Regions from separate parts of the Homo sapiens genome. Here region 2 is linked to region 1. Evidence: chromatin loops called from intact Hi-C (ENCODE). Cell type or tissue: GM12878. All regions are shown on one strand. Links, peaks and the distances in the headings refer to the core of each region. The heading gives the core; the rest is flanking DNA.

Region 1 (6,804 bases), core at 2,138-4,637:
GGCCTTCTGGATTCTGCTACTGTCTCCCAGAGCCCACTAAAGTGTGGTCTCCACGTTTTCATGATTTTTTACAACATTGGAATGAGATCATGGCAGTCTCTGCATAAACCTTACTGATGGACCTACAAAACACAAACACAATCTAAAGTCCCATCCTGGCTCACCAAGGTAAGCCTGACTTCAGCTTCCATCACTGAACACATTCTGTTCTCCTCTCCAGCCATGCTCTGTGTTGTCTCTGGCCCTCCACACTTTCCATGGTTCTTCTTTGATGGCAGGATATTTCCTTGCCTGTTACCTTTGTGTCAGCTCTTCCCTCTGCCTGGAATGCTCTTCCTTGCATTTCTACCTGGCTGGCACTTGTTCTTTGGAATTCTGCCAGTTGCCATCTCTTAGAGTGTCACCTTCACCACCCAGCTAGGATAGCACTCTATTACATCACCTCATTGCAGTTCTCTTTATAGCTCCTGTCACCAATGGATGTTTTTATTGTTAGGTTGGTTGCTTGTTTATTGGTTGTCTTATGGCAAACAATGCTGGTTCAAATGGAGCAAGGGTCTTTCTCTCGAAAACCCAATGTCATTGCTCAAAAGTAATGGTGAAATAAAGAAATGACGTGGTATCTGTGGATGCTATTTCCCTGCTTACAGAAATGTTCATAACTTGTATTGCATGCATCAGCCCTTGCCTTCTTCCTCATCAAAAGATGTATCCATGGGTGAGATTACAGAAGCATGGTATCTTTCACTTCCTGTGGGCATTAGCATAGATAAGATGGGTGAGGGTGCGGTCAGCTTCAGCACGGCATGCTAGCTGTAGCTCCAAATGCCAGGCGGAGCTCTTATCAGAAGCGTAAGCATAAATCTATGCTGGCTTAGAAAACATCTTAATTATAACACTCCTCATTTATAATGTCAGAGCTCATGTTACTGGGTGTTTCACATGCACCACCATTTTGTCTGTTCCTCTACATTTTAAGAGGCCTTTTGCCACGGTCACCATACATGCTGGATTTTCTTAGCCATTACACTCTATAGTACAATGGAAAGTCATACATTCCTTTAAATTCTATCAGAGGGAACAAAACCTTTCAAAGCCATTCTTAAGCCCATACATTTCTATTTATGCTGTAAAATAATAAATTGAACTGTTTTACAGAATATAAGAAATTAGGTGACAACTTCACCCCATTATTGTTATTGGGATTATAGCCTGCTTTTTTTTTTTTGAGATAGAGTCTCACTCTGTCACCCAGGCTGGAGTGCGGTGGCACGATCTCAGCTCACTGCAACCTCTGCCTCCTAGGTTCAAGCAATTCTCATGCCTCAGCCTCCCAAGTAGCTGGGACTACAGGCACGAGCTACCATGCCAGGCTAATTTTTGTAATTTTAGTAGAGATGGGGTTTCACCATGTTGGCCAGGCTGGTTTCAAACTCCTGACCTCAGATGATCTGCTCCACTCGGCCTCCCAAATTGCTGGGATTGTAGACGTGAGCCACTGAGCCCGGCCTATAGCCTGTTTTTAAAAATTGTTTTTATGGCTGGGTGCAGTGTCCCACGCCTGTAATCCCAGCACTTTGGGAGGCTGAGGCAGGCGGATCACGAGGTCAGGAGTTCAAGACCATCCTGGCTAACACAGTGAAACCCTGTCTCTACTAAAAATACAAAATTAGCCGGGTGTGGTGGCATATGCCTGTAGTCCCAGCTACTTAGAAGGCTGAGGTAAGAGAATTGCCTGAACCCAGGAGGCAGAGGTTGCAGTGAGCTGAGATCGCGCAATTGCACTCCAGCCTGAGCGACAGAGCGAGACTCCGCCTAAAAAAAAAAAAATTGTTTTTATTTGTCGTTTGCTTGTTTCAAGTTTTGTTCTTTTTTTTAATAATACAGATAAGCTACGACAAAGACTGTTTCTAGTTTAGTACATTTTGTAATCAAAGTACAGTGATTACACTTGTTTACTTAATCTCAACGCACACTGTCAGTCTTTTAACAACAGCTCTACCAATCTCTCATTTTTATCTTTGTGTCATCTTTAATAGTTCATTCAGGAAGTTATCCATAGGTTTGTTACTTGAGACCTTGCACACCTGAGACTATTTCAACAAAGGACTACTTGGTAGGATGAACAATTTTCAATCCATTGCAAAATCAAATTGTATTTTGATTTCAAATGTGTCATTCTTGTAAAGCTAGAGCTTGGTGATTCTTTGATTGTGTTTCTTTTTTCTTTTATCCTGATCTTAAATTACATAATTCCAGGGATAACTGGACAGGGATAAAACACGCTGGCCATTTATGTCTATGTTAGCATGCTTGGCGTGCCGTCTAAATCATGTATCACATTAGCTGCACAATACCATTGGGATACCTGGGCAACCTTCCATTTGACTGGGCTCTAGTGGATGGCACTAATTAATCCATAGATGATGCTGACCACTTTCCATCTGCCTCCTTTACTGGCATTGTCTCTCTGAGCCAGAAGACTCTGCCAAAGGGTTAGGTTACATCCTTCTCTGTCTACTCTGACACATGGACTTTTGGCCCTGCAGATTTGGGTGTGTCTCCGGCAGCCTGAGGATAAGCTGGGATAGTACTCTATGGGTCAGTATTACACTCTGTGGCCCCATCGCATGTTTCTCTCTCCACACTGTGCATATCCGTGCATGATGCCAGAGAGATGGTGTAGGAGTCATCCTCAAACTTGGCACTGGATCTAAGTACACGACAGGAAGCTAGCAATTTAGACGGAGTTCACACCCAGCGACTGCTCTGGCTAATGTCTAGGATTTTGAGGTACGCCTCCCCTCCGGGACAAGATCCTCTCCCATCAGATGGTCATGAACTGGTTCCCTTCCTACCATTTCCTGGAATGTGCCCCACCTTAGAGAACAGAAGCTTTTAAAGTTATTATCATTTTTATATGGTACTATGTTCTCTCTGCCTTTCCTTCTTAATGTGAAAATATGAGACATCGAAGCTATCCAACCCCCAAAAAAGTGATGACAACAGGAAAATCTCCCACCAGATTTGTTTAGGGGACATCACAAAGAAAATGAATTTGAGAAGACTACAGTTTTCTCCTCCTACAGACACGGCCCATTCAGTCTGTCTTGAGAAACAACTGCATACTTTCTCAGCTTAACAGAGATTTCTTCTTGGCTTTATTTATGTCCATCTCTCCATGCAGAATCAAAATCAGTTCAGGATTTATCATCCAAGGGGTCCACTGCGGAATGGCTGATGGCCCACACCTCTGCCTCCAGAACTCCCTAATAGCAGCATCTGGGGACTTCCTACAGATGCAGCTCCTGGACCCTCCCCCAGAGACACAAATTCAGTGGGTTATGTCAGGTCCAGAAATCTGTCCTATTTGAAAGCTTCCAATCATCAGTCCCAGTGGAGGAACCTCAGAGAATCTCAGCATCTGAGGTCTGTAAGGGCCATAGAGAGTAGTTCATTTAAGGCTCTGAGGGAAAACAGAAGGCTGAGACCACACAGCTCGTCAATGGCTTTGCTAAGCCACATGCAAAGTAGTTCAGTTTTATGTCCTGATGACTTATTTAAGAAAGGGACGCTTCTGTTACAGCTTATGAAAATTTGCGTCAACACAGCTTGCGTTTTCTAATAACTGTGCTGCAAGAGAAAAACCCTTTCCCACCATGAAAATGAAGCTCAACAAATGATGGCTTCTTGGGGACTCCAAGGAGCCCAGGTTTCCCTGAAAAGTAGATGGGATATTTAAGTCAGTTACTTTGCTGCCCCAATATATTGCAACATAATTATTTGCATTGTGGTCCAGAATTTCAATTTAGAAGCCCAACTTAGGGGTGAGCAGTGGGCAGTGAAATCTGTTTGAAATACAACATGAAGTCTTAGAAAAAAATGACTTACTAAACGAGTTATCCTAGTTAGAGCTTCTACACACATTAGACACTTGTTGTATGGTTTTTGTTTGATTTTTTGAGATAGAGTCTTGCACTGATGCCCAGGCTGGAGTGCAGTGGTACGATCTCGGCCCACTGCAACCTCCACCTCCTGAGTTCAGGCAATTCTCTTGCCTCAGCCTCCCGAGTAGCTGGGACTACAGGTGCCCGCCATGACGCCCGGCTAATTTTTGTATTTTTAGTAGAGACGGGGTTTCACCATGTTGGTCAGGCTGGTCTTGAACTCCTGACCTTGTGATCCGCCCACTTCGGCCTCCCGAAGTGCTGGGATTACAGGCGTGAGCCACAGCACCCGGAGCACTTGTTTGCTTTTAGACTAGCTGGAAAGTCATTTAAATAAGAGGGGAAAGAGTGACCTCTTCTTTGTTTCTATTCTGCTGTGTGATTGAAACCCTACCTGTTTATTATAGTTGACATGTAATCTTTTTTTGAAATGCATTTTACTGTTTTGAGACAATAGTTTTAACCATGATTTGGGATGAGTGGATTTCTCACATTGCTTACATTAGATTCTTAATTCTTCTTGGAGTCAGTGTGAGCTACACACAAATATAAGAGTTGAGCCAGCTATGAGAAAGCTTATCATCAGTCTTCATTGGAAAGTAGAAGGTTACTAATATTTAGAACACATCTGAGAATGTGTGAGTTAAACCCTTACGTTTATCCATCAGCCAGAGTGATGAAAGCGACAGAGTCAATTTTTAAGATCGAGTTTTCCTGGGCGCTCTCGCCAGGCTAAGTCTCTGACAATAGTGATTATATCCTTTCTAGGACAGGGGCTTCAGAGAAAGAATGTGAGCTATGCAGAGAAGCGAATGAGGAATGTGTTCACCTCTTAGCCTCAACCCATGGGTCAGAAAAAGACATCCCTGGAACTGGAGCTTTGAAAGCAGAAGATAAACATGATGGATATCAGAGAACTTAAAAGAGAGCAAGGGCCAGGGTCCAGGAGACCAGGATTGTTAGGCTGAGCAGCTGGAGAGCCCTGCAGGGCTGGTGGACTCTGAGGGTGGTGGAGGGGACTCACATACTGAGCACCTTTCCTGTGCTTCTCACTCACTTGCTCAGGTTTTCACAACAGTGGAAAGAGATGCTTAGAAGGGGAATTACCTGCCCAAGGATGCAGAGTGGGTGGCTGAGCAGGAGCCCAGCCCTGGCAGGACGGACTTCCCACTCTACCAGGAAATACGCCAGAGGAGTCTGAACTCCGCCATCTTGAAATCTTAAAGCAACTGAAATCTAAAAGTGACTGAAATCTTAAAGCAACTGAAATCTAAAAGTGACTGAAATCTTGGAAGATCTGTTCGTGCTGAGTGTCTCCTGTGGGAACAAATCAAAGGCTGAGGCAGGGAGAAGCTCTCGCTGCAGCCCTGCGGATCACTTCTCCAGGCCTAGGGCTGAGGGATCTCTGGGGACTGCACTGAGCCCCGCCACCTCACACCACCATCCCGGGCTCTTCATGCTGTGGGTTCCGCTGTTTGCCCTAAAATTCCCTGCAGGTCCACTGAATTCTAGAGAACCGGACTCTGTGCTGGGGCCATTACAAGTTCTCCTGCCTCTGACATTTGAATGCTCTGCCCTGGACCCATGGACTCTGCCCCAAGCCCTCATGAGGAATTTGACCCCATCCTTTAGTGCCCAGCTCAAAAGCCAGCTCCGTTAGCAGACCCGGTGACTCTCGGGTACCCCGGCCATGTTGTTTGTGCCTCTTTCTACTCCCTGCCGTCTAAGTTTAATCCATCCAATTAATTTCACATATATTTATTTACTTAAAAATTATTACGTAATATTCACTACATCCTCCTCTAATGTGGATCAATTAGGTTTTTGATGGGGATCAATTATGTTTTTTGGGCATCACGAGGAAGTCATGGATTGAAATGTTTGCTGAGTTTTTAATCTATCGTGGTATTGTTTTTATTAAAGCACAGATGGTTGCATTGCAGGCAGGTAGGAGCCCCTACAAGTTGATGGCTGAGTCCTTAAGGCTCTACTGTGGTTTTTATTTTATCTTACTTTTTATTTTGTGTTATTTTATTTTATTTTGAGATGGAGTCTTGCTTTGTCACCCAGGCTGGAGTGTAGTGGTGCAATCTTGGCTCACTGCAACCTCTGCCTCCCAGGTTGAAGAGATTCTCCTACCTCAGCCTCCCAAGTAGCTGAGATTACAGGCGCCCACGACCACGCCTGGCTAATTTTTGTATTTTCGGTAGAGACGGGGTTTCACTATGTTGGCCAGGCTGGTCTCGAACTCCTAACCTCAAGTGATCTGCCTGTCTTGGCCTCCCAAAGTGCGGGGATTACAGGCATGAGCTACTGTGCCCAGTACTGTGGTCTTTACTAACCGCCTTGCCCTTTGGTACAAGATACCCAGGCTCATTCACCTGCCTGGATCAGCCACTTCTCCAGGCTGCTCTGTTTTCCTTTGTCACCAGAACTTTGAATTTGGCCAGTCTAGGAAGAGTAAAATGGCATCTCCCCTCAATTATAATTTGTATTTCTTGGACTTTTAATAATACTGTACATGGTTTCATATATTTATTTGGTAGGTATCTTTCCTGTTCTGTGATGACTGCCCAGGATTTTGTCTAATTTATATATATGAATGTATATATAGGTATGTGCATATATGCATGTACACAAATGTATATATTCATGTCAGTATGTACATCCATGTACATACATGTGTGTATGTATGTATGTGTATACACAGTCATGTGTTGCTTAATGTCCAAGATGCATTCTGAGAAATGCGTTGTTAGGCGACTTTGTCATTGTGTGAACATCATAGCATGTGCTCACACAAACCTAGATGGCCTAGCATACTCCACACCTAGGCTATATGGGATAGCCTATTATT
Region 2 (6,804 bases), core at 2,886-5,385, 77 kb before region 1:
ACAGGGAGGCCAGTTCTGTTTCAGAGCAATTATCTTCCCAAATTCTCTGTTCTGGTGTTGGAACTGTGTGCCCTGGTTTCTGTTTTCCTTTCTACTGCTGTAATTCTCTGTCTCATCATCCTTCTCTTTTGTTTCCATAGCCTTTTATAATGCATATATGATGCTGTGAACAGAAATAAATTATTTATACAATCAAATGACTGGGGAGATTTTCTGTGGAATTTTTTGTTTGTTTTTTTGACATTGCTGGTATTCATTCTCTAGGCCTCTGCTGAGTGGGGGGATGGATCACAAGATGGTGTCTGGAGTTCTAGTCGGTATATCAGTCATCTCAATTTTTGGTGTCAGGGTCTAGCTCTGCCGTGAATGGTGGATCCGGATGCTAAAATGCAGGAGTCTGTATGCATTTGAGGCTCGTTCACTTGCGCCTGTCCTTCATCTGGGTGCCTTCCACTGCGTCATTTCAAATCCTTTAGGAAAATGGCCTCAATGTCTAGCCCTTCCTCAGCACTCTCATTTACTAAAAAGGTCATGAATTGATAATTACCTCAAAAAGGTAATTATATAAAATTGGAAATAGCTTTGTACTAATATAAGAACGCTGGAAGTTACAAAGCTACTCAGTATCTTGGCTTTGTCTCTCTGCTCAGTACCTGGGCTGAGTCCATGCTTTTTGAGTCCAAGGCTTGAGCTCTCTTAAATAGCAGGTGTAGTTAGACCCTCACACTCTGTAGACTCTGCAGAGAAAAGGTCCACTTTCTAGAGAAAAATGCGATTGGGCCAGAACCAATAGAACCTTGAATGGGTGCAATGGGTAGCATATGGAGGCACGTGGCAGCTGTTAAGCGACAGGCTTAATTGCTACTAAGTGATGGTTAAGACCCTAGTGGGGTATGGGGTCTCTTAAGCATGGAGCCCAAAAGAGCCAGTTCCAAAATCTGGCTCAAGTGCCTAGGGCCCTGTGATTTTGCTCAAGTCCTTTCCCTCTAAGCCTCAGTTTCTCATATGTAAAATGGGATCATAATGGTACCTCAAAGAATTGTTGGGAGGATGAAGCAGGATAATACAGGTGAAGCGCCTATCCCCATGCCTGGCACACAGTAAGTGTTCAATCGCTTTCAATTTGTTGTTATTGGCTGCCAACATGTGGAACGTGTGATAACCTCACCCGCCTGCAGGTCTTTAAGTCAGGTCCTTGCAATCTCCCTTTTAGCCACACTTCTTGGTATCCTCATCCCACTAAAACCTAGGCTGCTGACTCTGGGCTTGGGCCAGAATGGAGTGAAAACAAGCACCTGGAGACCGTCTGATCAACCCAGGTGGTCTTCTCCTCCAAAGGTGTAAGAGGCTGAATTAGGTGTCAAACTTAGGTTGCCGGACTCTTGAATCCATTACTTTTCATACATCCCATATCACTAGGCTGTGATCCCCTCAAAGCAGGGAGGAGATCTTCTTTAATTGCTGGTGCCTAGCATAGTACTGAGCATATAGCAGGTGCTCAGTAAATATTGGCTGAATGACTTAATTCCTGTCAATTAGTTTTGGTCATAAACTTTAGGAATTAAATAAAATTACTATCTCCTATTAAATATTTAAATGAAAATAGACAAAATATTGTTATTCTTCCAGATCAGTATTGTGAGATGAATCATTGCTCCAACCAAGCGTGTTGAAACTTACACATTGGTGAACACATTTGTGGGTTTAGAGGTTTTTCTTTAAAAATGAGCGTGGCTTGACTTTAATCATTTACATTGCTGCAGGAACTAATTATTGGGACATAGATTACATCAAAAGGGCACGGATGCTGTTTCTGAAACCTAAAAAGCGGCTGAAAAACCACTTAGGGACTATTGTGGCTCCCCAGGAGTAAAAATGTTGAGAATCAGAAGAAGCAAAGACCAAAACCCTTGCTTTATAGGGCAACCTTAATTTAATCTTGATTCAACAAATACATTCTTGGGGAGCCAAGTGACATCTGATACTTAGACAACATCAATCATGTTATGTTTTCTAGAAAATTAACTGCAAGTGGCCCCATCCCTCTGACCACTAGTAACCGAGGAGGTTGGTGTTAATCCTAAGCCGCTGTCCTATTTCCCACAATCTGAACTTTTCCTTCAAGGTTTCGATTCTTCGTTTGCCACAATCTGAACTTTTCCTTCAAGGTTTCGATTCTTCGTTTGTAAGTTTTTTTCGGTAGACCAGGGACGCCTGGCCTTACTGTTTTGTGCCTTTATGCTCGTCTCCAGAGCTTGGGTTCTTGGAACGATCCTGTTACCAGCGTTAACTGTTAGACTGTTTTGATGTCACAATCATGTGGTAGCAAGGAACGACAAAATTATGTGCATATAACTGATGTGAAGATTAAGGGTTTGACATGAAAAAAGTAAGAAGAGAACAAATGCAGAACTTGATAGTCCTTGATTTAGCAGCTCTCTGGCTGCCCAGCTGAATAACCTCTCTTCTGCTTTGTGTCCTGTTGTAGGTCTGATGCCCACAGCTTGGCATTTGCCTGCCAGAAAGAAATCCGCCATCTCAGTTGATATGCAGGCATTTCTCTTCTCTCCTCATTCAGCTGTCTCGTACATGTTCACTTATCCTTAAAACAGCCCTCTCCTTCTGGCTCTCCCTGGCTCAGCTGAAACTCGTTTAAAATAGAATTTGCACAAGACATTGGAGGATTTTATACATTTGTTTTGCACCAGTTCTCAACTTAAGCGTGGGGCTGCGTCAGTTTCAGAGAGGAACTTGCAATGTGAGGGTTTCTGAGAAAGTAGCCTGTTGTTTCTTCCCCAAGATTAGAAGTGAGAATGAAAGATCTGTGTTACTTACTCCACCTAAATTTTCAGAATATGCCGTGGCTTTCTTTGAATGGTACCACCTTACACACAACTCTGGGCGTGAACTGCTCCTAATGCAGGATGTAACTGTGACTGCATTCTGCATGGAGCATGGCAGCATGGTGTGAAAGAAGTAACCAAAACAAGCAATTTTTAAAGTTGTTTTTATAACATGCCTTTTAGAAGACGAGCATCTCGTTTGCATTTGTTAATTAAAATTACTGTAACATAGTAACATTAGGCACAGCCTGGTTTATAGTCCCTGTTAGTCCTAGATGATCATGGTAATAGCCACTGCAGCCTTTACTGAGTGCTTAGTATATGCTAGATACCATGCTAAGTGCTTCACTTCCTTGATAATTTTTCCTCCCAAAGGCCCCAAGAGATCAACTAATTTTATTTGCACTTACAGATGAGGAAACCGAGGTTCAGAGGAGATTAGCTAATGTTCTGCGAGGGTGGAACTAGTTTAAGACCCAGATCCCTTCAACCCAAGGGCTGGGCTCTTGGAGGCTCCACTAACCTGCTGCCCTTTGATCAGGAAGGTTCTGCAGTTTAAAAAATATTGGGCTCTGGGCCAGGCGCGATGGCTCACGCCTGTAATCCCAGCACTTTGGGAGGCCAAGGCAGGTGGATCACCTGAGGTCCGGAGTTTGAGACCAGCCTGGCCAACATGGTGAAACCCTGTCTCTACTAAAAATACAAAAAATTGGCCGGGCATTGTGGTAGGCACCTGTAATCCTAGCTACTTGGGAGGCTGAAGCATAAGAATCTCTTGAACCCGGGAGACGGAATTTGCAGTGAGCTAATATTGCACCATTGAACTCCAGCCTAGGCAACAGAGCGAGATTCCGTCTAAAAAAATAAATAATAATAAATCTGGGGCTCTGGATCTAGGAAGACGAGGATGGACGGTTTGTGTTGCCAGCCTGCATCACCACCCTCATGCTGATGACAGAAAGGGTGACCTCCTTCCCCTCCCCCTTCCCCCACTGCCAGGGCTCTGCCGACATCCCAGCACTGCACCTTGCTTTCTCTCCTTAGCACCTCCCAGTGTCTAGAAGACAACCCCTCTTGCTTCAGATTCTGTCCCTGAACAATTTTGTTTTCAGTTTTCCTTTCAGGAGTGTTTGTGTCGGGGACGATGCCTACCCCACAGAGGATGGACAGGGAGGAGTGTCAGGTGTCACTGGGTCTGCATTTGGGGATGTGATCTTGAATGAGTCACCTGTCTAACCCCACTCAACCTCAGACCGCTCAACTACAGGATGAGGCTGAGAATCCCCATCCTGCCTACCTCTCAGTATTGTTTTAAAGGTAAAATGAAACACTAGACAGAAAAGCACCATGCAAGCTGCAAGGCAAGTCACACACACGGCAAGGATGCATATGATGCTTCGGCTGTGACCCCTTCTCCCCGCTGATGGCAGGATGCCCCCTCCTGCGTGTAGGGGAATTCTGCTGGTCTGTTTTTCACAGACAGGCCAAACAGCCCTGGTGCTCGCTCCCTCTTCATTTTCACTGATAAGACTTCCAGCTCATGGAGAGTAAACCAAAGGAGACTTCCTAAGGGAAAACATCTTTCCTTGTGAGATTCTGGGCATTGAATCTTTAGTGGAAGTTTCCAGTAAGTGGCTGTGGGGGAAATGAGCCTCCTCTATCTGTGGTTTGCAGAATTCTCATTCTTCTAATGGCTACTCCTGGGTGTTTCCATTTCCTTAAACGCTAACTCACTGTGCAGTTAATTTCAACTGCCTATGCCTCATAACAACTAAAAAAACTACAATTGTAACATTTAAAAGGCATCATGGTAAGTAATGATCATTGCAACAGTTTATTTCATAAATATGTGTTTGAATCCATTATTACATGAATGAAAATTTGCATTGCTATGTAATTTGAAGTGTGCTGGGATGCTGTATTTATCATATAAAAAAGCTTCCAAAAACAGAATGGACAACCAATAGTGACACCCACAATATTGGGGAGACTGTGATATAGGCAAAGGCACTTGTCCTCAGAGGGCTGATATTCTAGTAGGTGAGTCAGGCCTAAATGATCAAGTGAGGTGCTTGACTCCAGTGCAAAGCATCCATCATTTTACCAAAGAGAAAGTCACAAATTTAACCAAACCCACCATTGCAAGCCACACCAGCCTTGGGATAGAGCCAGAAGCAATGTATGTTCCCTAAGGATATTACTCTGTGGTCCTGGTACCTGCCATGTGAAGAATTCTGCCCCCCTCAAAATCCTTCTCCAACTCTTTCAGAGATTTCCTGGGGCAGGGAGGGATGTTCATTGTACACATGTCCTCAGCCTCCTCCACATGTCCTCAGCCTCCTCCACTTCCTTTCCTTCCCTGACTCCTGGAGGCAGTGCCAGTTTTGCAGGTTTTGGAGAAGCTGATCATCATGATCAGCATGATGGCTCAAACTGCTAACCCCAAACACTGGTGACCCCACCTGGGTCCGCCCCATTCTCAATGTCCTGCAGATATTTCGGGGGCCTGGCTCCTCAGTGTCTGCTCTTGCACATAAGGAACACAGGAGTCAAAGAGCCCAGGGATTATCTGAGTGTCTAATGCTGTGCCATCCCAGAATCCCCCTTTTATCTGACACTGGCTCTCTCTCCTGGAGCCTTTCTCAGGTGTATCAGCCCACTAGTCCCCTCCATGGAGTTCTTCCCAAGAGATGCCTTAACTGATTAGAAATCCTGGGATGGATGGGAATCTTGGTGTGGGCCCAGCTCCGGGTTCTAAACCAGGGCTCCATCAACCTAAAGGGAGATGTGTGGTCTGCCTGCAATCCGGTTGCTGTCATAGAGTTAAGAATTTCCTGCAGAAGTATTGCGAATGACTACTTCCCCCTGAAATCCAGGCTGTGTCTTAATTCTGCTCTTCCTGAATCTGATTGTATAGATAATTGGATGCTGGAATCAGAGATTAAAGGGTCTGATATGGGGTGAAGGCCTCAGAAGGAGACACTGCAGGTAACCTATACAGTCAATATCTTATCTTGCTGGCAGGACCCTGATTTTGCTTGGATGGCACCTTCTGTCTCATGGTTTTGTATTCAGAAAAGGCTACCCTATCCCCAGCTTTAAGAGAAATTAATATCAACCATAAAATCAATCATTCCTGTTGCCCGCAATTTGCTTAGGATAGGTCCTGTTGCCATTCTGACCAATGAGGATGAAAGGAAAGGCTTTTTGTAGAAGAGAGAGCGGGTGGGCTTTGGAAAAAAAATTTTATATTGGAAAATGAGACATAGGGACCATATGGCTCTCCTTTGCTGTCTCTGAATTTCAGCAAATGAAGATGTGATGCCTGGAGTGACTGCAGCCATCCTGATCCCATGAGGAGAGCCAACCCAGACACTGAGGATGGCAGAAAGGAAATATGAAAGGAACCTAGGTCTTAGAAAATGTCATCCAACTGCTGGAATAACCAACCCCAGGACTGCCTGAACTCAGGGCTTGGGATTTCAGCTATCCTTCAGACACCATCACCAACCCTGATGTTGCAAAAACAATGAGAGCTCCCCACAAGAGCTGCCATGTGAGAGAAGCCTCTCCACCCTCTCTGTGTGTGACAAGAGGTCACAAGCAGATGGAAACCTGCCTTGCTTGGCCCAGGCTGGGGGAGTGGAAGGACTGACTGCTCCCATCCTGGTTTGACAATTACTGCCAAGGAGCCAAGGACATTCTGGCCACAAGAGTGTAATTCAGAGTAAACAGCTGAGAACGTCATTCATTGTTAAGCCCTTTACCACTGTTCATTTTCTCAAAAGAAATTATTCTGATAATATTAATTACTGCCATTCATGCAGTGTTTGTTTTATATTAGATGCTGAATTGAGCACTTGACAGTCATCTCATTTAATCCTCTCTGAAGCACTATGAGGTAGGCATGTACTTCCTGCCTCCACCAACTGCCTCCTTTGGATAGACAGACAGACAGATA

Evidence for each region. Peaks named below come from ENCODE experiments on the same cell type or tissue, not always from the same donor. Only the 100,000 strongest peaks of a DNase experiment are listed, where the experiment ranks them.
Region 2: it touches region 1 in a loop (2.9-fold over the local background); 25 of 110 quality-filtered maps call a loop at or near these places.

The regions. Positions count from the first base shown.
Region 1 is chr2:234,408,725-234,415,528 of GRCh38, reverse strand. No RefSeq gene overlaps it. Among named protein-coding and RNA genes, the nearest start is that of LINC01891, 42 kb to the left of the region's middle. In GM12878, for the core only: no CTCF peak of the experiment used is centred there; a DNase peak (open chromatin) is centred at 3,528.
Region 2 is chr2:234,486,434-234,493,237 of GRCh38, reverse strand. It overlaps ARL4C (ARF like GTPase 4C), which reads left to right. Exons shown (of 2, transcript NM_001282431.2): 2 at 1-197. Among named protein-coding and RNA genes, the nearest start is that of ARL4C, 7.2 kb to the left of the region's middle. In GM12878, for the core only: no CTCF peak of the experiment used is centred there; a DNase peak (open chromatin) is centred at 4,087; H3K4me3 peaks cover 31 bases.